Linked DNA regions of Homo sapiens: region 1 is linked to region 2. A link is a contact called in ENCODE Hi-C or POLR2A ChIA-PET data. All regions are on one chromosome and are shown on one strand. The core of a region is the stretch at or near the end of the contact, and the rest is flanking DNA. Distances in the headings are between cores, read along the strand shown. Region 1 holds the start of LINC00339 (long intergenic non-protein coding RNA 339). Region 2 overlaps HSPG2 (heparan sulfate proteoglycan 2).

What was found. A loop is a pair of places that touch in the nucleus more often than their neighbours do. ChIA-PET counts read pairs that join two places held with the same protein, here RNA polymerase II (POLR2A). Pooled maps may share reads with other maps.
Region 1: a map with no recorded cell type shows a loop between it and region 2 (10-fold over the local background). The contact joins the promoter of LINC00339 here to the enhancer-like site in region 2. A Hi-C loop is called at or near these places in 5 of 37 single-sample maps with no recorded cell type and 7 of 50 pooled maps. POLR2A ChIA-PET finds 5 or more read pairs at or near these places in 3 of 52 experiments (GM12878, H1 and endothelial cell of umbilical vein).

The regions. Positions count from the first base shown.
Region 1 is chr1:22,023,909-22,026,608 of GRCh38, forward strand. It overlaps LINC00339 (long intergenic non-protein coding RNA 339), which reads left to right and starts at 1,283. Exons shown (of 2, transcript NR_023918.2): 1 at 1,283-1,464. LINC01635 (long intergenic non-protein coding RNA 1635) reads right to left here and starts at 2,140. Exons shown (of 3, transcript NR_110692.1): 1 at 2,056-2,140; 2 at 898-1,058; 3 at 86-537. RefSeq lists enhancers at 1,568-2,169, 1,781-1,890, 1,968-2,262.
Region 2 is chr1:21,864,675-21,867,444 of GRCh38, forward strand. It overlaps HSPG2 (heparan sulfate proteoglycan 2), which reads right to left. Exons shown (of 97, transcript NM_005529.7): 34 at 1,043-1,135; 35 at 611-691; 36 at 169-399. Among named protein-coding and RNA genes, the nearest start is that of LDLRAD2, 54 kb to the left of the region's middle. RefSeq lists enhancers at 1-691, 692-1,497, 1,394-1,453, 1,484-1,553. Within about 2 kb of position 1,282, at least 3 of the 41 ENCODE cell types and tissues checked have a DNase peak (open chromatin) inside an H3K27ac peak, as active enhancers do; they include GM12878, where a contact is called at or near this core.

The DNA of each region.
Region 1 (2,700 bases), core at 33-2,532, 160 kb after region 2:
GAGCAGGAGGGTGGGGAAAGATGAAGCACAAAGGCTGAATTTTACCTGGGATGATAAAATAATCTTACACAAGCCGAAACGTATATACTTTCACATAAATTTATGTGCCTATGAAATTGGAGTTGCTCTGGGACTCAAGCGGCATCCTTGCCCCAACCCCTGCTGTTTTCTGAAGCATTCCTAAGGAACCTTAGAGTGTGGGAGAGAGAAATAGCAGGAAGTCCTTAACCTAGTCCAACCCTTTTATTTTACAGTTAGGGAAACCTAAGCTGAGAGAGGAGATGGAAACCTGGTTGTAGGAGTGAGTGGGGAAGGGTTCACGGTCATTCTGGTAGGTAGGGGTAGGGCCAGAGCAAGGAGTCCTGGTTTGTGAACCACCAGCTGGCCGTCTAGGAGTTTACAGACCAGCAGTGGCAATGTTGACAAAGGGCATATCTTCCTTTCCCCAAGAACATTGGCTCTGGAGCAATAACCCAGCAATGGGGGCTTTGGGGTGTCCCTCTTAATCCGGTAGCTCAGCCCATTCGGATATGCCAGCTGGAAAGAGAGAGGGAGAAGTCAACTGAGTACCTCTCTCTAACAGCTCAATCCCTCCCCTTCAGGGTTAAGATCGGGGCTGCAGTGGTTAGCATCTCTGCTTCCTCTAGCCGGCTGTGTCATTGAACCTGTGTGATCAGACGCAAACCAGATCAGTATGACTTCAAAGCTTCATCTTTGAGATGGAGTCTTGCTCCCTCGTCCGGGCTGGAGTGCAATGGCGCAATCTCGGCTCACTGCAACCTCCGCCTCCCGGGTTCAAGCAATTCTCCTGTCTCAGTCTCCCGAGCAGCTGGGACTATAGGCGCCTGCCAGCACGCCCGGCTAATTTTTGTATTTTTAGTAAAGACTGAGTTTCACCTTGTTGGTCAAGCTGGTCTCGAACTCGTGACCTCAGGTGATCCACACGCCTCTGCCTCCTAAAGTGCTGGGATTACAGGCGTGAGCCACCGCGCACGGCTAAAGCTTCAGTTCTTAACCATCAGGCGACAGTGCGTAGTCTGGTAGCAACTGGAAAAGTCCTGCTGAGATTTAGCCTCCCATACACACAGAGTCCCACCCCGGACAGGCTGTATCAACCCCCCACGGCCATATGCCCACTGCTGTTTGCGTACAATGAGGCGGGACCTATAGACTGTATCCACTGACTCATCTGGAGTGATTCCGCGGGGCGCCAATACAAGGACCACTGTCTCCAAACAGCAGCCAGCCACCCCTCTCTCTTGGTTTCCTTCCTTTGAGTGGTGCAAAGGCTTAAGGGTGTAACCTCAGAATGGGGCCCTGAATCAGCTGTGGGCGAGCTCCTAGAGTATCTTAATTCCTGCTTCATCTCTTTCCATTTTGCAGTTGGGCAAACTGCGGCTCAGAAAGATAAAGAACTTCTCCGGAGCGAAAAAGCTGCTAAGAATGTATCCAAAACTCCGCACGGTAAGGACTGAGGACGGTCAAAAGACCACCAAGAGTTAAAACCATGAAGCTGCGTAGTACCGCGGAGGCTAGAGAGACCCGGCCCACCCCTTCCAACCTATGCCCCTCCTCTTAACTTCCGGGCGGGGCATGACTTCCGGTTCCCGCGCGGCGCTCCAAAGCTCGGGGAGTGGTGGTCTCCCTTTCCTGGAGTCATTTGTGGGAGTTAGGGTCTTATCCTGATCTTTCCTCGTCCCCCGCTCCCCCGTCCTCCGAGGTGGCAGCTGCGTAGGTGAACGTTCCCCCTGTCCCCTTCCTTCTCCTTCCTAACCCGAGTACGCTTGCTCGCGGCCACAGTGGCTGCCTGCCCCAGGAGCGGGGAGTCCCTGCCTTTGGGGTAGGGAAATGACTGAAATGTGGGACCTGCGGGCTCCTCGGGCTGACTTGGACCTCACTGCAGCTCTGGAGGTGGACCTCGTCCTGGGACCCTAGAAGCCCATTTCCGCACTCGGGCTAGGCCTTCGGAGCCGCGGCAGCATAGTGGGAGGAGTCGGGCTCAGCTCCCCCCCACCACAACCGGGATTATTTTTATCGGTTGAGTCATCGCACTACCTTTCATCCTTGTGGCTTTGGGCAAGTCCCCGCCCTCCGAGCCTCACTTTGCTTATCTGTGAATGGAAATAACAGTGCCTACCCCATGGGCTATCGGGAGGATCAGTTGTGAGGGAATGCAGTGTGGGGTGTCTGGCCGGCAGAATTCCACAAATGGTAGCAGCGGTTGATGTCACTGGAGGTTCCTGGGGCAGTAATTTATCAAGAGTTTATGATCCTGAACTAAGGATCATACGGAGGAGGATCTGTGTATAACGTTCGGCACAATGTTAGATAGGAAGTAAGGGCGCAGTGCACTGGAGTTATTTTTTCTTTTTTTTTTTTTTGAGACGGAGTCTCGCTCTGTCGCCCAGGCCGGAGTTGCAGTGCCGCGTTGTCGCCTCACTGCAACCTTCTCTGCCACATGGGTTCAAGCGATTCTCCTGCCTCAGCCACTCGAGTAACTGGGATTACAGTCGCACATCACCACGCCTGGCTAATGTTTTGCATTTTTAATAGAGACGGTTTCACCATGTTGGCCAGCCTGGTCTTGAACTCCTGATCTCAGGTGATCCACCCGCCTCGGCCTTCCAAAGTGCTAGAAGTATAGGCATGAGCCACTGTGCCTGGCCTGGAGTTATTTTTTCTCACTGGGTTTTTGAGCAA
Region 2 (2,770 bases), core at 32-2,531:
AGGGGATAATGATATGTAACTCAGGGCTGTCGGGAGGAATACATGCAGGGCCCAGATGCAGGGGTCATTATAGTTATGATGGTAATCAAGGCTGCGGCGACGCCGGCTGATTTGCTTGCTGATGCCTCTGTGCCTGTGCAGAGGTGGTGGAGCTGGCCACACACTCACCTGGCAGGACAGACCGATGTAGCCTGGCGGGCAGCGGCACTCCTCCACCTCGAGGGCGCGGGGTCTGTTTGAGGGCCCCGGCTGGGCGACCTCCAGGCTGACTGCGCTGATGCTGGCCGCCAGCGGCACGGAGGAGAACGTGGCCCGGATCAGGAGCTCATCCAGGTCGGCCAGTGCCATCAGGAGGTGCTCGCGTGTGGCCGGCTGCCCATCGGGCCGGCGCCAGAATTCCTGGGTTGGGGGTGGCAACGTGGGCGGGGGCAGTGGGCTTTGTGGGCTGCTCCTACAGTTACCACCCCCCAAATCCTGCCTTACAGGCACTGACTGAGGGCTGCCAGGTGAAGGTTGGGGAGCGAGAGACAGGGTGGGTATCAAAGCCAGGCTCTGAGTCAGGGTGGAGGGTGGGGTGGGGTTAGACACAGCATGGCCAGGTGCCCCTTACCTCTCGGAACATGATCTCGTAGCTCCTCCTCTCAGGGCCCTGCAGCGCTGGCTGGGAGGCCACTAGCATGATGTTGTTGCCCTGGAAAGACACCAGCAGGATTGGAAGGGGAGCCGAGGGGTCCCTGGGGTGCCAGGGTGTCCTCCACCAGTCCTAGATTCTCTGTAACCCCCAGCCTCCCACCTCTCTGCTCTCCCAAGCTCATGCGCCCAAAGGAGTCAGGCACATGCCCACTGCCCCCTTCTCCCAGCAGCAGGATCCTCTGCTTGGGTAGTGTCCAACCAGGCAGGGATGTGGGGGCATGGGCCTAACTCCCCCAGCCTGTGCCAGAAAACTGAGTGCTGGATGGAAAGGACAAAGGACAAATGCCGAGGGTGCCCCTGGCTTCCATCCTGCCCTTCTGCCCACCCAGCATGGTGTCCAAATGCTCACCGTGATCTGCACATCGGGGTCAGAGAGTGGGCTGCCCTGTGGGCCTGCTGTGTAGGAGAGGGTGTATCGCAACTTCCCACCGTAGGCCGCCACCTGCAAAGAGGCAAGCCCAGAGGTCACAGGCTGACCTTGGGGTGTGAGTGTTGGACCATATAGGTGAGGGATGGAGCATCTGGCGGCCTTTTTGCACCTGTGCCACACTCCCCCACCCCCCTCCCTGCCCAAACCAAGAGGCCAGGGTGCATGGTTGCCTGGGAAACAGGACATTTCTCAGTTCCTCTGTAGCCCCAGACATGGTGGTGATGATGCTGAGCAGCCTCTTTGCTCTGCAAGGTTCTCTATTCCCCATTGCCTGACGGTGCCGGCGAACAAACTCCAGGTCTGCTTTCATTTACAGGAATTTCCCATAAGGCAGACAAGTGTAATGACAATGACCACCATGGGGAGGCTGCGGAAGCTTCAAAAGTTCTCAGCCATGGGGGTGGGGCTGACGGCAGCCCCTCGGAGGCCTTGCCTCCTAGGCAGGTGGTTTTTGTTTGCCCAGTATCCAGTTCCTGCTTTCTAGAAACTAAACCGTGGTTTTCTATAAAGAACAACTGTCTCCGCACATGCAGACCATGTGGTCTGAGGGCCCTGATCCCCTCCTCCTCTATAGTGGAGACATGAGCCAGGCCTGGCCAATCTGCATAACCTACCACTGCCCTTTGCCACCCCATCAGGGATAGACAAGTAACCCGTGCACTTATGCTCTTTCTACCAGGCCAGAGAAAGTCCCTTCTGCAGTCAGATGAGAAGCTGGAGAACCAAGATAAAGCCCTAATGAGCCCCTGGATAAGGCCATGCCTGACACCATACATGCTTAGACTCTGCAGTTGCATGAGCCGATAGATTCTTTGTTGCAGACAAGCCCACTGGACTTGGGCACTGTGTTGCTCATGACTGGGGAGTCCTTACTTCTGCTGCAGAGGACCTTCACGTGGACAGCTGAGGCTCCCCAGCTCTGTCCCACAGGACTTTGCTTTCTCTCCTCTGCCACCAGGGCAGACATTCATCTCAATACCAAACTGCATCAAGCCTACCTCTTTGTTCATTTGTGTGTTCACTCAGCTAACCAGCATTTATCAAACACCTGCTGATTACACACACGGCCCTGGGCTACATGGCTACAGGGATATTCTCCATGAGCTCAAGGCATGGTAAGGAATTTTGGAGTGGAACCAAATAACCATAAAATAACTGGTTTCCTGCTTGCTTTGAATGCCAGAAAGTTCACAGCCATTTCTGGGACTGACTTTCTGGCAAGTTGCAGGTGTGTACAGCACAGTGATTTTTAAAAATTTTTTATTTTTTTTTTCACCTTTTTTTTTTAAATAGAGATGGGGTCGCCCTATGTTGCTCAGGCACTTTTTTTTTTTTTTAAATAGAGATGGGGTCTCCCTATGTTGCTCAGGCTGGTCTCAAACTCCTGGACTCAAGCGATTGTCCTGCCTCAGCCTCCCAAAATGCTGGGATTACAGGAATGAGCCACCATGCCCGGCCGATTTATTTTTTTAGAGACAGCATTTCGCTATGTTGCTTAAGCTGGTCTCAACTCCTGGCCTGAAGCGATTTTTCAGCCTCAGTCTCCCAAAGTGCTGGGATTATAGGTGTGAGCCATTGTACCCAGATCCAGCATAGTGATTAAAACGGCAGACTCCACAGTCTGAATGACCTGGGTTCAAACTCTAG